3 separate regions of the Mus musculus genome follow, and regions 2 and 3 are each linked to region 1. The links are chromatin loops, found by intact Hi-C in ENCODE. Cell type or tissue: heart. All regions are shown on one strand. Region 1 holds the start of Arhgef28 (Rho guanine nucleotide exchange factor (GEF) 28). Region 2 overlaps Arhgef28 (Rho guanine nucleotide exchange factor (GEF) 28). Region 3 overlaps Arhgef28 (Rho guanine nucleotide exchange factor (GEF) 28).

Region 1 (8,000 bases):
CTAGTGTGGGGTCCTGGGGTCAAGGCTTTTTACCTCCAGGAGGTGACAATATGAAGCCAGAAGAGAGAACTACAGTGAACATAAACACACACACACACACACACACACACACACACACATTCCATAACAAAACCCATTACATGGTATACTTACATAAAAAGTTCATTTTAAAAATGTTACTTAAAAAAGTGGCAATAGAGGTGCAACAAATTTTTAGTGTTTGAGTTTTAGGTCCCTAGGGATTAGCTGAAGGGATTAACTGAAGGTAACAATATTTTGCTCAGACAGTGTTCTACTTGAGACCTGTCTCCTGGTTTTGAGCATGCTGGCTTCAACCAGAACCCCCAGAGCTCCTAGGGACTAAACCACCAACCAAAGAGTACACTTGGAGGGACCCACGGCTCCAGCTGCATATGTAGCAGAGGATGGCCTTGTTGGACATCAATGGGAAGAGAGGTCCTTGGTCCTGAGGAGGCTTAATGCCCCAGTGTAGGGGAATGCCAGGGCCAGAAAGCAGGAGTGGGTGGGTTGATGAGCAGGGGGAAGGGGACTGGGATAGGGGGTTTTTGGAGGGGAAGCCAGGAGGAAAGGGGATAACATTTGAAATGTAAATGAAGAAAACATCTATTAAAAAATAGAAAAAACCCAAAACAACAACAACAACAACAACAACAAAGATAAAGAAAAGTAAAAGCAGGCTGAGCCAACCAGTAAGCAGCACTCCTCCGTGGCCTCTGGGTCAGCTTGAGACTCCAGGTTCCAGCCCTGCTTGAATTCCTCTCCTCCCTTCCTTCAAAGATGCACAGTGATGTGTAAGCCTAAGTCCAATAAACTGTTTCTTTCCTCTCCATGCTTTGGCCGCGGTGTTTCATCACAGCGATGAGACCACTAACTAGGAGAGCTTCTTTTCTCCGTGTTCCCTAACTTCAGATGGAGGAGACGTGAACAACTCAGAACGAGTTTCTCACCGGGAGTCTGATTTCTAAGTGGGTACTAGAGAGATGACTGTGGTGAAGAGCGAGTTCTGCTCTTGCAGGCACACAGAGTTCAGTTTCCAGAATCCACACCAGCTGGCTCACGACCACCTGTAACTGCAGCTCCAGGGGCTATGCAGCCCTCTTCTGACTTCTGCAGGTACTGCATCCCCAAGTGCACAGACAACCCCCCTCCCCAGCCCCATACGGCACACATTCACTCAATTAAAAACTAAATAAATATTTTAAGAAAAGAAATGTTCTAATATTCTGTACTCTAAAATATTGCTAACCACGATTTCACGAGTCCTTGCCATTTTATTCTGCATTCACTGTCAGGCCTTTTTTCTTTCACGGTGATTGCAGACACCAGTCTCATTTTACAGGTAAAGAAATGAAGGCTTAGAGAGATTGGACGTGCCCAAGGTCATCCTATTTCTAATTCTGGGGTTCTCTCCGTTCTCTGACAAACTGGCCACCTTCCCATAGCAAGTTTTCATTTTAGGCAATGAAACATGCTAAGAACAGTGTATTGGTTGGTCATTTTAGACTCATGGCCTATTCCCAGACATGCTCTCAAAATTATTAGTAAAGGAAATAAAGTGTAAGGAAATATTAGGTGGTAGTGGAACTGGAACTAATTTTAACCCACCAATGTTTGCAAATAGTGACCGACAGTTCCCATACTGCATCACTGATTTAAAAAAAATAACTAACATGCAATATTCCCCAGGTGCTCTGGGCCAGGACTGGAGATCACCAGGGAAGCAGCAGTCTTTGTCCTCGAAAGGGCAAATTGAAGACAGAGTAAGAATTTTAATAGTCCTTCGTATGACAGCAAGTATAGGCAGGTGCTGTGCTGTGTGATAAGACAAAGGTCAGAGTGTGGAAGAAGGCATAACAGTGGAGAAGGGACTTAGGGAAGAACCTGTGTCAAATAAAGGCTAAAGATGAATAGAGGTTGGACCTCCAGATGAACTGGGAAACTGCGGAGGACTCATGGGAAAGCTGGGCCGATGCCAGTGGAATTACCCACCTGCTAGCTTCCTGGCTGAATGTTTCTGGTCTGTGACCTAAGAACAGGAGAGCTTGAATTTTAAACACATGCATTTCCAGCCTAGCTCAGTCCCAGTGTGTCCTGAGCGACCTGTATCTGCAGAATAGACAAGCAGATGCAAACGGCTATTTACACAGGGATAGCTTTCTGCCTCAGGCAGTTACTGCTTCTCTCAAGGTTGGCGGAGCATGTGGCTTAGAGTTTGAACCTAGAGAAGTTGAAAGCCAAGTACTTATTTAAATATTGATCACGCTCAGTGCCTGAGAGAGAGCAAGAAAACTGCAGCCGGTGGGATTACATGTCCTCTACAATCATGCTGAGAGCATTAGGGACAGTCTCCCTCCGTTTGCTTCTTTTTCGTGTGGAAGAGAGCCTTGGGCTAATGTCTTACAATACCTGTTCCTCTTCCCACAATTCCTTGCCTCTCTCAAGCTGTATATGACAGAATCAACTAAAGAAGAAGAAGAAGAAGAAGAAGAAGAAGAAGAAGAAGAAGAAGAAGAAAAAGAAACAAAAGAACAACAGCAACAGAGGGATCAACAAAGGCTTCTTTTACAAACTTTTCCGCTAACAGGCTTGAAAACTACTTGTGTGTGGTGTGTTGATTCAGCCAATCTCCAGTTGACTTTTTCACATTGAAAATATTGATGTTCGAGAAAAGTGTTATTGCTTTTATTTTTTATCTTCGGGACTTCGTAGTTCTTCAGTGGAGAACACTCTTCTTTGGGACCTAAGGTTCTGCAGTGTGACATCAGAGGATATGAATACAAGTGTCAATACTGCAAGGCCAATGTCAGGTCCTTTATAAAGAAGGAAGGGCAGCGTTTGCCCTAAGACAGGGCTAAAGACCTCAGACCCTGGGTTTTGTTTTTTTGTTTTTGTTTGATTTGTTTTTTGTTTTTTTGGTTTTTTTTTGCCATCCTGCCATTCTTTAGGCTCTGGTTAAACAGGTATGTTAGGAGGGTGGCCCAGGGCATCTGGCAGTGATGGTTTGGGACGGGCCAACACATCTCTCCTGTCCATGTAGTCGGTCTGTCTTCTTGAGAAAAATAAAGGTAATATTAAAGGAACTTAGAAAAGTAGACGCTTAATTTTATCTTTAAAGCTGGAATAATCATCTTAAGCTTATTTTATAGTAAGCTGTACAATGGCGAGACTTTTCACTCGGGACAACTCAGTGCTAAGTGCCTCAGTGCTTTAAGATCCAAGGGGTCCTTTCACATTGTTAGGTGTTGTAAAAGTGGCTATGGCTTTCTCAAAAACAAACAAACAAATGTTGGTGCCGTTTAGGCACCTGTTTGCATAAACGCATAGGGAATCGAGCCTGCAAAGCTTTGGGCCAGAGGAACCTCCATCATCCTCATGAATTAGAGGGAGTCGGCTGTTTTAAAATAGTACTTCCTATTGTAACAGACCCGGGCACTATTATGTCCCGGGTGTGGTGGCTTTGAGCTGAGGACAACCCGAGCCTCCCTCTGGCCTGGCACGGCTCCCTTTAGGAGCCGACCGGCCAGCTCCTTCCTCCGGCGCCACTAGGGCGTGGAGGCCCCCGGGGCGAGCGGGCGCCGCCGCCGCTAGGGTGCAACCCTGCCCTGGCCCAGCAGGTCCCGCTCCGTGCCCGCCGCCGGAGGAAAGCCGAGGCGACCGGCCGCCGCCCCGCGAAGGGAGGGGGCGGCGGAGCCGCAGCAGCTTCAGGTTTCCTCCTGGAGCTGGTGGCGGGCGCGGCCATGTGATGAGGCGGCGACGAGCCCGGCTGGCCAGAGGTGGGCAGGCGGGGACCAGGGGGCGCAGGGGGTGGCCCCAGCTGTGGGCGCGGCGGGCGGGCGAGCGGGGGTGGGGTGGGGTGGGGGGAGCTGCGGCTCCGCCCCTCGGTGCGGCCAGCGGAGCGGAGGGGCGTGGGCAGCTGGGGACCGGCTTCCCCGCTCCGGGCGACGCTGGCCGGCGGGTCGCCCTCGGCAGGCCTCGGGGACAGCGCCTGGCCAGGGCTCCTGGCGTTCCCGAGCCACAGCTCCAGGTAAAGGCGGATTACGGGAGCCATCCCTCTTGTCTCCCCGCAGCCCTGGGCGAAGTTTGCCCACCGGAGTTCTCAGGGGACAAAGTTTCTCTAGGGTCCCCGAGGACGCAGGGGTCTGCAGAGGTGGTGAAAGGCTGCACTCTGTCGGCTGGGCAGCCCGAGGAATGGGCGCCGCCTCCTGGTACCTGGGGATGGCAACAAGTGCATGGCGCTGCCGGGTCGGAGGCAGCAGCTGTGAAGCGCAAACGGGAGGCAGCGGCCACCCCTCACCCTCTCGGGCAAGCGGGGTGGGAGGGGGCAGAGGGTGACGGAGCTCAACCAAAGCTAGTTGCAAGCGATGGAAATCAGAGGCAGGCGGCTGGAGAAGGGTGAACCTCGAGAGCCTGGTTCTCCTCTTCCCATCTGTGTTTCTGGCCAGCTTCACCTATATGCTTGGTGTGTGTGTGGGATGTACCCCAGACTGCTGGTCAGTCTCAAGTTCAGGACATTTATTTCTTGTGGAAACGTTTGCTGAGTTTATAAAAGCATCTATGGTCATCTTGTTTGGGAGGGGCTTTTAGCATTGGGTGGGAATCCGTGCGCTTGTGCCATGAGTTTCTCTGGAATACTCGGTTGTGGGTGGTAGGGGTCACAGGTGGAGAAGGCGTTCTCGCTTGCTGTGAGCTCTGTGAACGCTGGGTGTTCAGACCACCCAGGAAACCCAGCTCTGGTTTCCCAGACACCAGTTAGGTTTCTAAGGGAGACTACTTTAGGAGCCCACAGAGCCTGCCTATTGGTTGCAGCTGGGTGGGCCCAGGGGAAGGGTAACATCTGTGTTTGCTAGCATCTGACTCCCTGACCCCTGCTCAAGTGCCAGCCTCTACACACTCCAAGTTGTAGAGATTGAGCACTCGATTCTGCACCAAGCAGTCAAGAATTACAGTTATAAAGAACGGACACACTGCTTTTCTGTACTTTGCCCTCTCGTGTTCCTAGACCCTGAAGCTGTCTCAGTAAAATGAAATTCTATTCTCAACAACACAAACAAAATCAAAGGCTTGCCCTAGTTAGGCTCTGTGGAAACCACTTTGAACACGATAATTCAAGCTCTGATAACCTTTCCTGGGAAGCTTTCCATAGCTCTATTTTGAGTTTTTATGTGAATGTTAAAACAAATAGGTGTTTGTCTAATCTTGATGAATAGTAGCGCTAACTCCTTTGGAGTGTTTGAAGGAAGAGAACATTGCAGATGCCTTTTGGAGAGGTTGTAGCATTTCAAAGTGATATTCCGATGCAGACTTTATAGTGATTATGCATAATTATTTTTGATTATAGAACTTGGATAGCATCATACTTGATACTTTGTGGTTTGGGAAACTGAGGCACAGAACTAGTTCTTGGGTAAGGGACTCTGGGGCGTGTCCCGGCTAATGTGACATGAGACTGGAGAACAGAGAATCAGTGTTTGCTCTGCTTTGGACTGTTTTTTCCCTTATCAGGGCGGCACAGCCAGGCCAATGGCCAGCAGTTTGTCTAACAGGTGTGTTGGAGGGACTTTCCTCTGAAGTACCGTCTGCCTCTAAGCGGTTAAGAAACACTTAAAGGTACAGAAGGAAATCAGAGTCGGCGACGAAGGTTCTGTGATATCTCATTAGCCCTGTTAGGGTTTCAATATATATATATAATTTGGAAAATTCTGAAATATTTTCTTATTGTGTTCTCATAAGGAACCATTCTTGTGGCTAAGATTTCCACTGGGCAGGAATTTCATATGTGTTTGATACATGTGACTCTCTTTCCCTTGTATGCCATGTGAGAAGAGGAAAAAAAAAATAACAAGTGGGTATTAGTGGCCAACTATACTATTGAAGATGAAGTATTTGATATAAAATCGGTACTTAGGCTCTTAACCAAGTTCTGCCAGAGTTTGTGATCAAGTCTTGATTCTTAAAGAAAAAAGATGAACAGTGTAAATGTTGGAACCCTCTTCTTTGCTGGTAAATGGTTAGGAGAGAGCCAAATAGAGCCTGCATGTCTCCCACAGTCCCAGGGGGCTGTCATTTTATTCTGCCTGAATGCCCTGGGTTTGGGGTATTATTGAGACAGCTCTGGTCTGTGTAGGTTTGGTTTCACTGAAGTTGCACTTGTGTTACTTTCAGTGGGAAAAAGAAGCTCCGGGCTTGTCCCTGTGACTTCAGGTCAGATTTAGTATCAAGAGTGGGGTCATGCTGGACTAAATTAAAAACAGTAGTAGATTTGAAGCCCAGAAACTCAGGGAATTTTGTCATGTTACAACTGTATTGGAAACATGACACCACCCCAAAGGCTTGGGTTTGAATCTCCTGCTTTGGTAAAGCTGAGCTTAGAGATATTTTTCTTGCTTACCAGGAGAGGTTTTTGCCTGGAGCAGATTATACTCTGTAATTTCATCCAGCCCTGGTGACAACTGTCGTTATAATGGTATTGAAACTATATTGTCTAAACTTAATCGGACATTTTGAAAATTTCTCCTGCATGCTTCTCATTCTGTGAAAAGTTTCTTCAGTTTTCATTCCTTCAACAAATCAGAGGAATTGCTGTGTGCTCCATGCTGCTCTTTGCCTTAATCCCCTGGGTGGGTGACTTCAGGCACAGAGAGACACTTCTGTCACTTTTGTGTTTTTAGGATTGGTCCTGCTTTCAGAATGGATTTTTGCCTGCACCACAATCAAGGCATCTGGCTGGGGAAATGAGCCTGTGTGAGGCCATACATCTTAATGTGCTCCCATTTTCCCCAGAAATTTGATCTTAGATACAGTTGTAATTTGCTTATTTGAGCTGTTATTGCTCCTGGATTTCTTCTCCTGGGTAAACAAGATAATGGGATTTGACATCATTTCTTTAATAAGAGGGAAAGTGAAAAAAAATAATTGAATGTTGCGTATTTATTCCAGTGATGTCGGTTTTGAATATGTTTATCAAAAATACATTTTGCTGATCTTTAGAGGTTCCGTCTCTTGTTTCAGTTATTAATCATTTGAAATTTGATTTTAGTAGAAAGTTAATATAAAAGTGATGTTCCTTGAAGAGCAGATGTGTGTGTGTGTGTGTGTGTGTGTGTGTGTGTGTGTGTGTGTGTGTGTGTGTTAGGGGAGGCACCAAAGCAGGCAGGAACCAAGCCCTCAGGTGAGTCACATTCTACCTTTGCCAAGGAGCTGGCTTCTTATGACTACTGAGCATGAGAAAAATATGTACTTGAAATGCAGGTAGCATGCTTTCTGTAGTCCCACCAAACAGGTATCCAGACATTTCCTTAACAGATAGCTAATCAAGGGCTGGCAAGGTGGCTTAGAGGGTTAAAGGCCCTTGCTCCTGAGCCAGACAATTTGAGTTTGATCCTCAGAATCCATATGGTGGAAAGAGATTCCTGAAAGTTGTCCTCTGACCTCCACACCTGAACCAAAGCGTAGAAATGCCCAAAACAAATGAACACATAATAAAAATTTAAAACCCACATATATGATCAAGAGAGTTTTAAATTTTTCATTTGTTTGTTTATTTACTTACTTTTGTGTGTGCAGGTTATGTTGAGGTCAGTGGGCACCTTTGAATTGCCGGCTCTTTCCTTCATCCGTGTGAGCTCTTAGGACTGAATTTAGGTCATTAGGTTTGGCAGCAAGTGCCTTTATCCACTGAGCCATCTGGTCAGTCCGTGAGACAGATCGAATTCTTTAAAAACAGTTAGCTTTTCAATCCTTTGTACAACACCGGTAATCAAGCTTTTGGTGCTCATGTGTAGTCTCGTCCCTTATTTTATAATTTAAAGAATCCGTATTCCACAAACTCCAATGAGATGTTTTCAAGGGTGGACTTTGAAGCCACAGGGAGTTCGACAGACCTGTCTTTGTCCTGGCTATGTGACTCTTTCTTTACTTGAGGGTTTTATCTTTGAAATGGAAATGTCAAGGGCAGGACATAATCCACAGAGGTACAGCAC
Region 2 (8,000 bases), 73 kb after region 1:
CCACCCCGGAGTGTGCATGGTTTAGAGAAGTTGTCGTAGTGCTTGCTCATCTTGGTAACTTGGTACGGTCTGGCTTTAAGCCTTTTGTTATGATTGAAGCCGATCTTAGAAAGGTCATGCATTCTTTAAGGTGTTCCCCCCCCCCCTCCCCATTAAGTCTTCATTCAGCTCCATGTGCTGTAATATTAGAGAGCTAGAAAAGAAAAAGAGGCTCTGGGCTCTGGCTTACTTAGGAATGGGGAGATGAGAGTGAGAATTCCGGTTAGTGATATGCAGGAAAGCAGCAGAGGGCTGGGGCTTAGAGCCCCGCGTGGCTGTGCTGGAGAACGGCGTGTGTCTCTGCGTGTGTAAGGACTTGTGCACACAGATGTGCTACTAAGTAGTGTGAACCCATGGGTTCACTCTCGGGGAACCGGAAGACAAAGGTCCTGGGAGAGGGCACGAACTTCCAGTATTAGAGGAGCAGCAAAAGATTACTGCTGGTCAATGCTTTGTGAAGGAGACAGCAGGTGACAGGTTCCAGGTGGGCGGTGCTGGGTCAAGAATAGCTGGGGTTATGGGGTAATGCAGAAAGTGTGGGTGCAGGGTCCGCAGAGGATTTGTGTGATCTGATTTAAGATGAGAGTGCTCCACTTGGGGTCCCTGACTTCCTGCCTCTCCCACGTCAGTGTCCCAGAGCTGTGTGTGAGCTGCGCTTCCTGCTCTAGCTGCATGGTTTTCTCCAGAGCCCTCTCTTCTCCCTCTAGGTCAGATCACCCTTCTTCTTCTATTACGTCTCCTCCCTGAACACACCCACGTGTGGCCGGCCTGCCCTGCCCTCTGCTCAGGCCGCCTCTTCTTTTTCCAAGGAGTCTGTTTGCCATTATCCCTCAGTTAGCCAGCCTTCACTTAAAAAACCCAGATGGTGACTGTTTCTTTATAAAAAGCACTTTTCAAGTTTCTCTGTAAAGTAACCCCCTTTCTAGCTTCCTGATTTTTGTTGCCAAGCAACAGTCTCCCAAGTGTCACATGAAAACCACATTTTTCTGAGTCTTCCTCGGTACTTACAGTTGGCACATCCATAGCACCCCGGGGCATTGGGACTGCCCCTTTCTGACCTTGACAATGAACCCAATTCACTTTTGGATTGTTGTTTCAGCCCCTGCAGGGCTTCCGTTTGCTTTGATTTGATTTTTTACCAGGTCTTCGTGCTTCCCCTGGGTTCATCTGTCCCATTGCTGCCATATCTTCTCCTGCTCTGATTAGACACATCCCCTCTATCCTACACGAGGCTGTCTTCAGTCCGTCTCCATCCTCTTATCTCCATGGCTTTACCCAAGTCTCTCTGTCCCACTTCACCATATCCTAATATCTTGTGGTATTCCGTGCACTTCAGTCTTCTGTGAATCTTTGTTGATTGAAGGGAAGCAAACTGCTCCCTGACTTTCTGTAAAGCCATTTGAGGGATGGCTGTGTCTCTTGCGGGGAGGGTCCAGTTGCACAACAGTTGCCGATAAGTCAAGGTGGCTCTTGATTATCCAGTTAGGATGGCAGAGAGCCCCCACACTAGAGGTCCTAGCCATCCTCTGGTTTCTCGGTTTCTCTCAAATGCCCTGTTTGGTTTTATCCCAGGACCTTTGTGTGGCTGCTTCCTTCTGGACTTCTGCTTCCTCTGCGTTTGTGTAACTAAGTTTATCCCATGCAGGCTTCAGCTAAAATGCCATGCCTTCAGTGAAGTCCTGTGCACATACTCCAGGCTTTACATTGTGAAGGAGTTTACCCTTACTTCATTTCATTTCATGTCTCACCCATTAAATGTGAAAGCATCCAAAACATCAGGAGTTAAAATGATTTGGTACATAGATTTCCCACTATTGGCTCATTGCTCAGCACGTAAGTAACACATAGTTCCAATAAGAAGCCTCTCATGTGAAGTGACTGAAACTTATCCTGGGGGTGGGGTACACTTTACAGTCTTTTCAATATTTATTTGTTTGTTTGTTTGTTTATTTATGTGTGCGTGCGTGTGTGTGTGTGTGTGTGTGTGTGTGCGTGCGTGCGTGCGTGCGTGTGTGTGTGTGTGTGTGTGTGTGTGTGTGTGTGCGTGTGTGTGTGCTGGTGCCACATCATATGAGTTCAGAGGATATCTTGCTGCGGTCCCTTCTCTCTTAGCTCCATTCTGGGGGTTGAATTCATCTTATGACAATATCCTCATCCACTGTGTCAGCTAGACCACTCTTTTCTAGTGATTCTTGGTTGTCTCATTCTCTCTGGGTTTCCCCAGTACATATGTGACCACCAATGTTTGGGACAACAGACGCTCATTGTATTGATTTATTTACTTCTGTATTCTGGATACACAGCAAGACTTGGGAGTCAGTCAGGAGGGGCTGTAATCATTTTGGGAGAAACATGTCCCAGAGTTTGAGAGTTTACTAAACTTCTGGGCACTGTGTGAGGTAGGCAGATCCTTGCTGGGGACTAGAATTCAAAAGAGAGGATGTTAAGTAGCAGTTTACAAGGAACTCGCCTTCTCTAACAGGTTCTTAAAGAATCCTCCTACTCAAGTAACAATCTTCATGAGCCATGTCACATTCACTTGGAAAAAAGGGGGGGGGGGCGGTTAAAGGGGCTGGAGAGACAGCTCAGTGTTTAAGAGCTCTGGTTCCTCTTCCAGAGGTCCTGAGTTCAATTCCCAGCAACCACATGGTGGCTCACAACCATCCCATGCCTTCTTGTCATCCCATGTCACTGAAGACAGCTATAGTGTATTCATATACATAAGATAATAAATAACTCCCATCTTATGTGTACACATGCATGTGCATGCGTGTGTGTGCATGCATGAGTGTGTGTGTGTGTCACATGTATGTGGATACCTGCAGAGTTCAGAAGAGGGTGTCAGATCCCCTGGGGCTGCAGTTCCATGTGGATGAAAAGAAGCAAATACCGGGCCCTCTGGAGGAACCGAGGCACTAACCACTAAGCCCTCTCTCTAGCCCCACATGAACACGTCACACAACAACAGCTCTTAGCATTCTTCAGTAATATTTCCCAGTATTCATAGCTATTTTGATCCACAGCCCTGCAAAAAGTTGAGCCACTACTTGCCAGTTTAGGGCATTGTATGGTGTCTTACAATGCTTTCTCATTAGCTACTTCCCGAGAACCTCATATAACTAATGATCATCAGCGAAGCTGAGTGGCTAAGCCATGACATTGGTGCTTCCATTAATTGGCCGCATAGACTTTGCGTGCCAGGTAGTGAATTACAGGTGGGGGCAGATGATGAGGCCTAAGTTTGTGTCTCTTGAAGGTCTATCTTTCAGAAAAGGAGAAGAAACTTATAAATACAAAACTAGATAAAATAATGAGAAATTAGAAATTATAAAAGTTGGCAAATTCCGAAGGTTAAAAATTCCCAATTCAGATCGCTTCTTGTCTAGGTATTGACATGCCCTCAGACATTCCAGGGTCACTCAGCAGGAAGAGGAGTGTCTCGGGGAAGTGCGCGGAGAGGAAGCAAATGTTACTAATTGCAGTTGAAATATCGACTTCTACCCTGCCCCCACCACTTCAGAGAATAATTTTGATTTTTTTCTGTGACGTAACTCACACTAAACACTCCAAACACATATCAGATTGTTATTATAAGCTTATTCTCACCGTCACAGGTTGTCTTCTGCTGGCATGCTGGGACTGCTTCAGGCTTGTGCAGGTCAGCTTTGATTGCATTCTTGAAGTTGCTTCCAGCTGTAGATGCATTGCTCAGGGTCCCTTCCGGGGTTTGGAAGACACCTGAAGGACTGGAGCCCCAAGGTTTCATTCCTGTGGTTGGTGTCTGTCCCGTGGGGTCTCTGGCATTACAGACAAAGGGAAAATGGGCTGTCCTGCCCTTGAGGCTTCATAATTAGGGGATCCATTGCTGAGAGTATTAGTCATGATCACTGTGACTAATACAGGGCTGGGTAGATACACACCAAGCTTCCTTCAGACAGGGCTTCTCAGGGGAGCTTGTCTAGGGCTGGCTTCAGCACTACGAGTACAGTTAGCTAATGAACATTAGGAAATAATGTGGCCTGGGATGGAGCGTGTATTGACTGGGCCACAGGGCTCTGGCGAAGCAAGGATCACAGGCTGAAACAAGCCATTGCACCTCCAGCTGTCACAGGGTGAAGTAACCTGGAGCAGGTTGCCTACGCCTACCTGTACCTGACTCTTCCCGTATCATATTCTGTGATGTTCCATGTGTTCTTCGAATTCTTGACTTAATTTTGCAAACTTCATTTCTTTTAAGTATAGAGGAAAAGGAGAGTGGCTGTTTGTGGAGCTATTTTTTCAGGGGTGCGGGGGTGGGGGTGGGGAGAATCGGCAGCCACAATTTCTTTTTCAGAGGTAAGGGTAGGGGGAGAAGAAGAGGGAGAAGGGGTGGGAGAGAGAGAGGATATGAGAGGGAAAGGGAGAAGAAGGAGATGAGGAGAGAGAAGAAAAAGGAGTGGGAAAGAGAGGGACGAGGAGGAGAAGGAGTCGGAGGACTTTTTTTTTTTTTTTTTTTTTTTTTTTTTTTTTTTTTTTTTTTTTTTTTGTGGGGGACAGGATCTGGGATGGGACCAGGACCAGTTGCATATGGAGACCAGTCAAAGACTGACGGTTTCCTCTCCAAGGCACCAAAGACTTCCATGTCACTGTAGGATTGGAAGGGAAAGGGTTGTGGGAGCAGCCCGTGGAGGACTTAGTCTCTATGGGTGACCTGGGTGTAGGAAGTGAAGTGCAGAGCCAAGGGAGAGGTGATGGCCGGCAGGGGCTGTGAAAATCGGCATTACTGAGATAGAATCCTTCTGAGTGTCAGACACAGTCATTTGTCATTTCGAGTCCATCTGTTGTTATGGAAAATAATTTTCTAGGATGGAGAAGCAGGGCTTCTTATATTCTCCTGAGAACAAATAACAAAAAGCCCACAGGGAATACACTGAGGTGATTGCTGAAGAATTCGTATTCAGCAGGGATTTTGACCAGATGATGTAATAAGCTTGTATCATTAGAGTACTGACTAATTTACATATACTTGAATATTCATAAATTAGTTAAGGGAACGTGTCAGTCAAGGAGGATTCATTGACTTTTACCACTTCTACACACTATAAGGTGGTGTATGGAAGGGATGATACATATTTTGGTAAGTAACTGAAAATGTTTTGCATGAATTGGAGTAAACTCATCTGAGGATGTACCCATTAATGCTAGTTGAGTGACTTTTTGGTGGGAAGTTCAAAACCTTATTTGATAGTAAGAAGTTGTCTCCTTTTATCTTGACTTGTGACTTCACAGCTCCTGACCTTGTGTGCAGTCTTCATTAGATAATCAAGGTGTTTGGGAGAAGTGACTTACACTTAGGATCACTGTGTATCAGGAAAGTGTCGTGGTGGACTAGAGCCCAGTCGTACACGTGTATGATAATATGCAAAATTGTGTGTTTGAGTTCAGGCTTGTAGACAAGTTGGTTTCTACCCAGAGCACCATGTGTCTTTATATTGAATTGTAAGAGGTGTTTGAACATAGATGGAAAATGGTTAAGCACACTCTACTATAGAAGATACCATGTCAAAACCCCTCCCTAGAGAGGAGGGGACACCTTGGGGTTGGGGACAGATAAAACTAGTGCTCATGGCTGAGAGTGACCTGGCAGGTGACCAGCAAGGCTCTGTGTTTCCAGGTTGGAGTGAGAGGAAGTGGGAAATAGCCCCTGGATTACATGCGGTCCTATGTCAATGAATGGGAAGCCCCTGGATTACATGCATTCCTATGTCAATGAATGGGAGGGAGGCCACTGGATTACATGTGATCCTGTGTCAATGAATGGGAGGCCACTGGATTACATGTGATCCTGTGTTAATGAATGGGAGGCCACTGGATTACATGTGGTCCTGTGTCAATGACTAGGAAGTCACTAGATTACATGTGGTCCTGCCTGTGTTAATGAATGGGAATGTGGGAATGAATTTTGGAAACTTTTTGATGATGGGCAGTTACCCGTATCTTTCATGAATGAATAGATAAACTATGGCATATTGGTGTATCTCCCTCCTTTTCTTCCATCATCTGCAAATGCTGGCCTTCACTGATCTCATCCTCATGGCTCGAATTTTATCATTCAGAGAATTTATTTTGCGACAGGGTCTCCATGGCTGGTCTGGAAACTCACTATGTGTCTTAGACTGGCCTCAGACTGATAGACATATGCCTGCCTCTGCTTCCCAAGGACTGAGATTAAAGATGTGAGGTACCTCACCCTGCTTGAGAATTTTATATAGCATGGAATTGAAATGTTGGCCTCTAACCCCACCACCCTTACCTCATTATGCAACATATGGCCTTTTAAGACCAGTTTTTTCTTTTGCATCTAACGTGAGTGATGCTCTCAAGAGGCAGCCAATGTGCTGCAGATATCCCTTCTTCATTCTTGTTAAGTAGTAGTCTGTGGAATACGTGTGCAAGTTTGTATCATCTTGTGGCCACTGCAGGACTTTTGGTTGCTTCTGGGTTTAGGCTATTACACACAAAGCTGCCATGGTCAGTTTTATATCAACTTTAGCTCAGTTACAACTTGAAACTCCTTGACATAAATCTGCAGGAGCATATTTGCTGGGTTGTGTAAATATATGCTTACCCTCTAAAGGCATGGCCAAGCTCTCTTCCAGGGGGTGGGGTGGGGTGGGTAATAAATAGCATTGAACTTCTCACCAGAGTGTGTATTTGAGAGACCCCATTCCTTTGCATCCTTGCGAAGATGATAGCTTATAGTCTGCTCTACTCTTGCTTTATTTTGATGAATGTTACATAGTCAAACGTAACATTTTAGCCATTTGTGTTAGTTGTGAGATGTATGCATGTGTACATATTTGTGTGTGTACACATGCGTGTGAACGAATGCATGCATAGAGAAGGCTGGGGGGATGACATTGGTGTCTGACATGCTCCATTATATTTTCTGAGACGGAGTCTCTTTGTCTTTCTGAACTGAGGGCTTCCGGTTTCAGCTGGATTTGATGCAAGGCCCCCAGGATGGTGCATCACCTCCGGTGTATACCTCTTCTGGGATTATAGATATGCTTATCTTTTCTACGTGGGTGCTAGGACTCTGAACACAGGTCATCATTCATCTGTGCCTAGCACTTCACTGACTGATTGATCCCCACAGGCCCCATCTTTGTCACTGTGGGTGTAGTCCAGTGGCGTTAAGTACATTCACATGGTTAGGCAACCATCCCTGTCATATATCTCTGAGACTTGCCCTCTTCTCCATCTGGACTTCTCTACTAAGCACCACCAGCAGCCCCAGTTCCTCACAGTCCTCGGAAGCCACCATTGTCCTAGAAACCCTGTCTCGAAAAACCACACACACACACACACACACACACACACACACACACACACACACACACAATCTCTATGTAGTTGATTACTCTAAAAACACCTATGCAAGAATATCTTTTCCAGTTCTCGCTTTGGGCGCCTTGGGTAGGTACCTAGAAGCAGAATTGCTCATTTATGTAGTAAATGAATGCTTAGCTATTTGAAGATGGGCCAAATTGTTTCCCACAGCAGCTGTGTGGGTTCATACTCCGCCAGCAGTGCACAGGAAACATATTTTTTTTCCACGTCCCCCACCAAGACTGACTTTATGTTTGTGTTTTGAATGAAGATGTCCTGGTGGGTGGGAAGAGATGTGGTATAGATTGGCGATGGTATTGCAGATTGGCATCATGAGTGTTGGGCACTCTTCCTGGAGTTCCTGAGAGCTTCGAACACTTGACCTTGGCCAAAAGGCAGGGATGCAATCCACAATCCCTTCACCTCGTAACCCACGTTTGCACCCACTTGGAGCAATGTCAGCGTCACTTCCTTACCCCTGTGACACAAGGGGCACCCCCATTGCTGTGTAGATTTGGATGCTGATTTGAAATACCAGCTTTGTATGGTAAACTCAGTCACCTACACAGACTCTGAGCCCAGTTCAGGTG
Region 3 (8,000 bases), 85 kb after region 1:
TTCCTGTTTGCGGGCAGCAAATAGCATTCTTCTGGGCATGCTCATAAGTGATGTGCAGTCGGGACCCTTGACTTGAGTGAATAGGGGTATGTGCCCCTTGAGGAATTTAAAGACAAAGTCCTGGAGTCCAGAGCTGCTTTTTCTATGCAAACTGGTGCCTGAGTTAGGATCACATCTGTTTCATGAGATCTGGCACTCTTGCTGACCTGGGTCCTCTGCCGAGAATGTGGGGTTTCCCTGTTGCCTGCTCCTCAAGGGAGATCACCCATGCTGCAGTCTGCATGAGCCCCTGTCTAGGTGATATCCCTCTGGGGTCTTGCCGGTCCTAGTTGGTCCTAGTTGGTTGATTATAGCTGCCTGTAACCAGATCTAGCGGAGAGGCAGATGTAGAAGTCTGAGATATGGAGGGTACTTTTGCTCTGTGGTTATAGAGCTGCTATATACATATCAGCTGTGTTTAGCAACGGCAGCGGGAGATAAGCGGGTGGCTGTGGTTTGGCCACTCGAGAGTCTGGTGAGGATATTAGTTCTGCCTCTGTCCAGGAAGTGGCAATCTTAATCAGTATGAACTAGGAGGAGGCTGGCCCGTGAGCTGACTGGCGAGTTCTAGCTGAAAAGACCTCAGAGAGGCCTGGGGACTAAATCTGAACAGATACTGGGGGATTCCCTTGTGCAAGTATAAGCTTTGTCATAAGTATTGCTGAGTGGAGTCATATGTTCAGTTTCGGGTTTGTAACTGACAACGAATGTGCTAGGGTGAGCGTGTGGCAGAGGACTCTGTTTTCTTCATCACCACTTGGGTTTGCACTCATGTCGTCAGGCTTAGCCACAGCCACCGTTACTGGCTGAGCCATCCTGCTGACAACGAATGTTTCCTTTTACATGTCACGTCTTTGGTGCTGTATGTTAATACTCTTTGTCAAACATGGAATCCTGTTGATTCTCATTTTCTTCTAAACATCTTCAGTTTTGCATTTACATTAATCCAGGATGCTGGGGAGTTAAATTTTAAGCTAGGTATGTGTTATCTTTTGAATACGTGTTTCAATTGTTACAATGAATTGTTACAGTACAATTGTTCAGTTAAAACAATGTATCTATTGTTCAGCACCATTTGTTGAGAAGATCATTTGTTTTCCTGTATCGAACTGCTGTTGCAGTGTTTTACTATAAAAATGTCTCCTACATTTAATGAGACTGGAATTTGCTGGTCCCCACAGCCAGAGTAAATAATAGACCAGGAGGTCACTTAAGACCTACAACTGCCATCCTACTGTGTGCTCAGCCTGCTTGTTTAACAGGATTTTTTTGTTGTTGTTGTTTGGTTGGTTTGTTTTTGTTTTTGTTTTTGTTTTTGTTTTTGTTTTTTTCGAGACAGGCTTTCTCTGTGTAGCCTTGGCTGTCCTGGAACTCACTCTGTAGACCAGGCTGGCCTCAAACTCAGAAATCCACCTGTCTCTGCCTCCCGAGTGCTGGCATTAAAGGCCTGCGCCACTACCACCCGTGTTTAACATGTTTTTGTTTTGTTTGTTTGTTTTTTGTTTTTTAAAAGAGAACAATGTAACAACTTTTATTTGGACAGAAATGGTTTCTCTTTAAGTAGCCTGGAACACATTGTGCTTGTGAGATGCTAAGGGAGAGAGTAATAAATAGTCCTGCTGGACACAGGTGTTTTGTTGTTGTTGTTGTTGTTGTTGTTGTTTTGTTTGTACTGATGTAAGGTGCCAAATGAGGATGCCCTTACTGCTATTCATTTTTCTTTACCTCTTGGTACAATGGATGCTTTTTCTTCTCTATGAATGGCTTGGTATCTACAGGACCAGGACCAGGACCAGGCTAGGTCCTGCTAAAGCTTGCCTGATTTCTGCAATGGGCAGGGTCTGTGGTTTCCTGCAAACTTGGCCCAGTTTGTATAGAGCTCTTCCTTGTAAGCCAGTGAGAAAAAGTCGAAGCTAGGCATCTGGAAAGGGCAAAGATTTCGGTGAGCTTTCCCCTGAGCTCTCAGCATGCCAGGCACATAGGACAGGAAAGTCTTCACGCAGCAGCTCCTGGGCCAGAGTCATGCTTCCACTGCTCGCCTGCATTCTGGGCTCATTACCCAGGGCATGGGCTGGCTTCCTTTTCCCTTCTCTCTCTCAGGAGGCCAGACTCATTGCCCAAGCAAACCAAAGATCAGTTCCAGCCACTCAGATAGCAATCAGTGGGTTGTACAACACTATAGCTCTCTTCTGATCCTGGATAGCATTACTTTGTGTATTGATTGGCTAAAAATAATTATTTAGATATAAACAAAATGAGCACTGGTAAAAGAGGGGTTTCTTTATTTACCATTTCTTGTAGTATCCCCACATGTAATTATATGCCCTTTCTTATTCATTCGCAAATGGAGGAAATGTAATAACCCTAAAGGAACCAATTAAATTCCCAGGTAGAGAATATATGTTTATTAAAAAATTTGATAATATTGCTGTTATTTTAATTGTGAAAAAATTAACCTTCCTATCGAAGTTTTATCAGGGGCTACACTCATTGCCCAAACAAGCCAACAGATCAGTTCCAGCCACTCATAGACAGCCATTCTCCTGGGACTACTGGCATTTCACATCAGCATTTTAAAGCATTTTTCCCCTTATATCTGCCTCCCCTCTCCCCTTCAACTTCCCCTCTTTCCTCTTGTTTTCTGGCTGCTGACTGCTGTTGAGGGTCCAGGACAAAGGGTCAGATCGCAGTAGAGACAGTTTTCTTACTGACACAACTGAACTTTGCCTCTTGGGAGTCTAGAAGGGTGGGCTCTGCAGGCACAGATTGTGGCGGACAGTGAGCATGAAGAGAGGAAATAGGTTACCAGTGTCTTTCCAGTCTGTTGGCTTCGAGTCTGAACACGTAGAGGTTTCTAGTAGAGGTTTCTCCCAGATGAGGTCATAAGGTATGTGTGAAGCTTACCACTCAGAAAGCTGAAAAAAAAAATGGAAGCATGTCATTTTGGGTGTCAGCCAGGATTGCCCATCGAGAGTGTGTATTGTGTATAAAGTCACCATGGACTTTCCATGGTGAGTCAAATATTCTCTATTTTTGTCTGGAAGGAGGGGATATGGATTAATGTAGAGCTCGGGTGAAAGAAGCCTTGCTCTGATACTCTTCATGAAACATGTTTGCTGTAAGAAGAAGAGGAAGGGAAGGGAATGGGGGAGACAACATGAAAGGCAATGGATGTCTTTAAACAGAAATCATTAGTTCATCAGTTCACTGTGAGGGAAAATGAAGGTAGAGGAGAGGTTGTACTGGCCTTGGATTTTAGCTGTAAATAGGATGGTTTTCCTTGGGAGACTCAGGTCAAGCTGTCTTCCAGAGCTGAAGTGTTTGGCTCCTAAGTATCCTAGTTTCCTCCCAGGGATAAGGAGAGGGGTGGTTAGTAGTTGGCCACGTCAAGTCCACTGGGTCAGCAGTGGGCATGAACTATAATTATCTTTGGGATCAGTTAGTGAGGTGATCAAGGTCATTTGCATAGAAAAGGAAACAAGGGGATTTGAAGGGCAGAGGATTCAGCTTCGAGGTTTGCGTGTTGTGGGATGGTGACTTGGAGATGACAGAGCTCCAGCATCCGTGTTGGGATCACCAAGTTGGATGAAAAAGCTGAAGGTGTGGGAAAAAAAGGTGGTAAAACCAAAGTTAATCGTAAACCCATCATCTCCAAAGTGTGCTGAGCATTGGCAAGTATCCACTGGGGGCTACCTAGCATCAGGCTAGAGTGCCTGGGAAAATCCAAGCTCAGGGGAGACAACAATGCCAGCTAAGACCGTTAAGTGTCTAATGATCCACACCGTGGTGTGGATAGCAACATCTGGGCATACTTCTTTGTTTGTGTGTTTATGATTCCACATGTATGTGTGTTTGTTTAGATAAATGATATGCATTCGATTATTAGATGTGCATGGATCTCCACCTAATATCTTTGCAAATATGTATGTGCATGCCACCTTTGCCCTGATGAAAATTCAGAGCTCCTCTGGCGTGCCCAGGCTCTTTGACTGCCCTTCCCTGTCTTTCTACTCCCCCAAAGTAAACTTTGTTTCAATTTCCATCATCAGAGATTAATTTCATAGAGTAAATATTTGAGCCGAATGTTTTTCTTCATAACAAGCTAGTGTTAAAGGAAAGTAAAGTTTCTCAGACTGTGTGGTGTTTGCATGGAGGGCTTTATTATTGTCCTCCAAGTGGCTGCGCCCTGAGCTTTATTAACTCCTTACGGCTCAGATGGAAAACACTTCTCCCCTTGGGTGAGTCACATCCCGTATTGTAAGCAATAGAACTCGGCGTTAGACAGACCGTGATGTAGATGGGAGAGGGCTGGAAGCCCAGGCTGAGAACAGAGGCAGGAACGAATGGCACAAGGCCCTGCCATTGAAACTGTAGAGTCTGCACAGGCCACAATTGCTCCAGAGCTAGTCCAGTGGCTCTGAGGTGCTTTGCTGACTCCCTCCCATGTGGCTTCCTGCAACTCTTTGTGAATAGTCTCTAAGGACTCAATCTTTGTGTTGTTCTATTCAAATTCACAGCCTGGGAAGGAACAGCTGAGCCTAGGTCACATGACTTCCAGGGAGCAGGGAAGGAAATGTCCATTGTGAGGTAGGGTCTCTCCTGCCACCAAGACCTACTCACTCACAATGGGCGAGTCCCTCCAATAGGAAGGCAGTGTGGATGTCTTTCAGACAAAAGAGAAACAAAAGAAAAACTACCGAAGGCAAAGCTTCACCACGCAATCAGGCTTCTCTTATTCTTGTTATTTTATCACTAGTTCAGGGATGTTTAGAAATGAAGCCTTACTGAAAAGGTGGGTTTCAACTAAAGATCACAGCACATTCTAATACAGTCTAATACACAGTACATTGTATGGCGGATCCCAAGTGCAGCGAGGAACAATAAGCTGTTCTTTGTTTGTTGGAGCCCCTAACAATTAACCCTTAAATGTGGGGCTTTGGATTTTCAAAGAAAGCTGTTCTGATGTTGTCCACAAAGTTAGGCTAACAATGTAAAGAAATTTTACTTTTTCTGTGACTGACAGGTGATGTGCCTGCCAATCAGAGTTCCTCACCATACACTTGAGTGATGCCCCTTACAATATGGGTTGCTTTCAGCTTCATTTTAAGAAAGAGGAGAATCTTGTCTCCTTTAAACTGCATGGTCTTTTGGAATAAAGACCAATCTGAATTTGATTCACTTGCCCTTAGGAAGTTATTTTAGTTACTTTTTTTATTGCTGTGATAAGACGCCACAACCGAGGAGGCAACTTATAAGAGGAAGCATTTAATTGGGCTTAGAGTTTCAGAGGATTAGAATCCACGACTAGCAGGGAAATGACACGGTGGCATAAATATCTAAGAGATTATATCTTAATGTGCCAGTAGGAGGCAGAGAGAGCTAACTCAAAAGTGTGCTTTGAAACCACAAAGCCCACCCCATGACACACCTCCTCCAATAAGGGCCACCTCCTAATCCTTCCCAAACAGTTCCACCAACTGGGCACCAAGAAGTCAAACATGAATTTATGAGGACTATTTTCATGCAAACTACCACAGAAGATAAAAAAATCTCAGGGAGTGATAGGGTTCCCCCCCCCCCTTTAACTGATAAGCGACCATCCACCAAATATCTTTATTTCCTAAATTAATCCTAACCATTAATTTGTTTCCTAAAGTAATAATGAATTACCTGAGAAATACTGCTTTGTGACAATTTCTTCCTCATTAGTTGAAATAATTGTTCCGGAGACGAAGATACCAAGATCTGTAAGTGTAAGTGTTCTAGTCATGTTATAAAACAATGTGTGGCATCTGTGTAGATCTCTCTCTCTCTCTCTCTCTCTCTCTCTCTCTCTCTCTCTCTCTCTCTCTCTCTCTCTCTCTCTCCTTTCATTCTTGACCATGAGCCCATGGCTTTGTGCATGCTAGGCAAACACTCCAACACTGTACCTTATCCTTCTATTTTTGGAGACAGAGTCTTGCTTTGTAGCCCAGGCTGTCTTGGACTTACTATATAAATTAGGCTGCTCTGAAACGTGAGATCTTGTGTGTGACTTCTGCCTCTCTGATGTGATGTAAGGATGCTCCACACACCCAGCATCCACCATATGAATGATATGTAAATAGTTCTTGTATCGCTTAGGGACTAATGACAAGAGGAAAGTCTAGCCATGTTTGTTGCAGACACATTTTCTTTCCAAATACTTTTCATCTGAGGTTTGTTGAGTCTATAGATTCTGAGCTGGCGCATATGGTGAGCTGACCATATTGTCAATGCAGAGACCTGAATTTGAACCAGAGTCCGCCATCCCTTATTACTTTTCTGTGTATGATTTTACACACATTGCACAGCTGTGTGGGCCAAGGTTTGATTGTGCTTGTTATTTTGACTTGAGCAAATTTGGGTGCAGATAAGGCTACTGAAACAAGGTCCCACTTCTCCAAGCAAGGGTGTCTTGCTCAAGCTGTGTTTGCTGGAGAGCACTGTGGCCCCAGGGAGATCCTCAGGCAGCCAGCAGAACAGCTTGTGTTTATTGCTGTTTCCTTGTTATGGAAACACCACCTCTCTTACATGGCCAACCCCAGATGCCACAGTTCTTGGTGACATTCTTCAGACTTCTTCGTGTATGTTTTTCTAGGTTGTCTACATTCATATCAGTGCTCAGAGATTAAGGTCGTTTGAAGGAGTCCTTGGGGGAAAATGTTTGTCTTCGCTTATTGAATTTGGCTTAGCAGTACTTAGTTAAGCTAAATCCTAAGTACAAAATTTGCACGTTCTGAGTCTTAGGAAGTTCATGTTTAGACTGAGAATCTTTCGACTAAAGGCCTCTGTTCTTCCTGAACTTGTTGTTTCTACTTGTTTCTTAATGTAAAAATAACACTTATGGGGCTGGGGACATAGCTCAGTGATACTGTGCTTAGCATGTGCCGTACCCCTGGTTCCATGCCCAGTGCTGGAAAAAGAAAAACAAGGAAGAAGGCATTTGCTGTTGCTGGCATGACCTATTTGCACACTTAGTGAAGAGCCTGTTGCTTACTTGAGTAGTTAATGAACTTAAAACACTGGAACAGTGGAGTAGGGGCGGATTTAGAAAAAGCTTGCCCTTGGTGAATGCTCAGGTTTGTTAAGCCCCAGAGACTGCATAACTCCATAATTACTGCTCCCAGTGATGTCAGCTTGTTGATGTGGGGCCGCTGCTACCCTGACAAAACAGATTAGTGCGTGTGTGTGTGTTTGCTTCGCTCTTGTTGTGTAAGCCTGGCCCAAGCCCTACTCTGTCTTTCTTTCTTCCTTTCCTTACTCTGACTCTTTCTTGGCAAATCTGCTTCCAAATGGCTCATATCAGTTGATTTGTTGAACTCCCTTATTTGTACTCTCGTGGTGTTATGGCTGCTGTCCCAGTCTTCCTTATAGTCCTTGCTGGCTAATCTCTTTACAGTACATCAACATAGTGTTTGGGAAATACTAGGATGGTGTCATAGCTCAGGCTGTGTGTACTCTAATGACGTGGGAGAAGAACCTGTTGCGTCCCATTTTTGTTGACTGTCCATCACACCTCACAGCTTTACTGACTGCCACATGGCAGATGTTGTAGGTGGGAGAAGTATAGAAAGAAGAGAGTTCGTGGCTTCCTGAACAAGAAGTAGGAATGAGAAGCCACATCGAAGTTATGAGCCTTCAAGAGTCTTGTGTGTGAGCTTATTCCTGTAGTAGTGAGAAGTGACAAAGGGTTGTGGCTATCAGTCATGGAAATGACAGCATCACACTGAAAATAGTCCTTATGGGAATGGAACTTGTGTTCTGCTTATTAGTTACTGGGGTTATAGAGCTCCTAATGCTGGGCTCAAGCAAAAAGCCAGGTAATTTCTTCATTTTTTCTTCTAAGCAAGATTTGGGGTTCCCGATTCCCCTCACCACTGGGAAGCCATTTATAACAAAAAGAGTCAACTCTGACATTGGTGGTCTGAAGCAGGTACAGA

Evidence for each region. Peaks named below come from ENCODE experiments on the same cell type or tissue, not always from the same donor. Only the 100,000 strongest peaks of a DNase experiment are listed, where the experiment ranks them.
Region 2: it touches region 1 in a loop (2.0-fold over the local background); 4 of 42 quality-filtered maps call a loop at or near these places.
Region 3: it touches region 1 in a loop (2.4-fold over the local background); 6 of 42 quality-filtered maps call a loop at or near these places.

What each region holds. Positions count from the first base shown.
Region 1 is chr13:98,202,118-98,210,117 of GRCm38, reverse strand. Arhgef28 (Rho guanine nucleotide exchange factor (GEF) 28) reads left to right here and starts at 3,953. Exons shown (of 36, transcript NM_012026.2): 1 at 3,953-4,045. In heart, CTCF peaks have their summits at 1,128 (motif pointing left), 3,600 and 4,221; DNase peaks (open chromatin) are centred at 3,687 and 4,217; H3K4me3 peaks cover 2,071 bases; H3K27ac peaks cover 1,581 bases; H3K27me3 peaks cover 357 bases.
Region 2 is chr13:98,129,084-98,137,083 of GRCm38, reverse strand. The region is part of intron 2 of Arhgef28 (Rho guanine nucleotide exchange factor (GEF) 28); the gene reads left to right. Among named protein-coding and RNA genes, the nearest start is that of Gm34469, 38 kb to the left of the region's middle. In heart, no CTCF peak of the experiment used is centred here; no DNase peak of the experiment used is centred here; H3K27ac peaks cover 707 bases.
Region 3 is chr13:98,117,101-98,125,100 of GRCm38, reverse strand. All of the region lies in intron 2 of Arhgef28 (Rho guanine nucleotide exchange factor (GEF) 28), which reads left to right. Among named protein-coding and RNA genes, the nearest start is that of Gm34469, 50 kb to the left of the region's middle. In heart, no CTCF peak of the experiment used is centred here; DNase peaks (open chromatin) are centred at 4,520, 6,530 and 7,190; H3K4me3 peaks cover 393 bases; H3K27ac peaks cover 1,702 bases.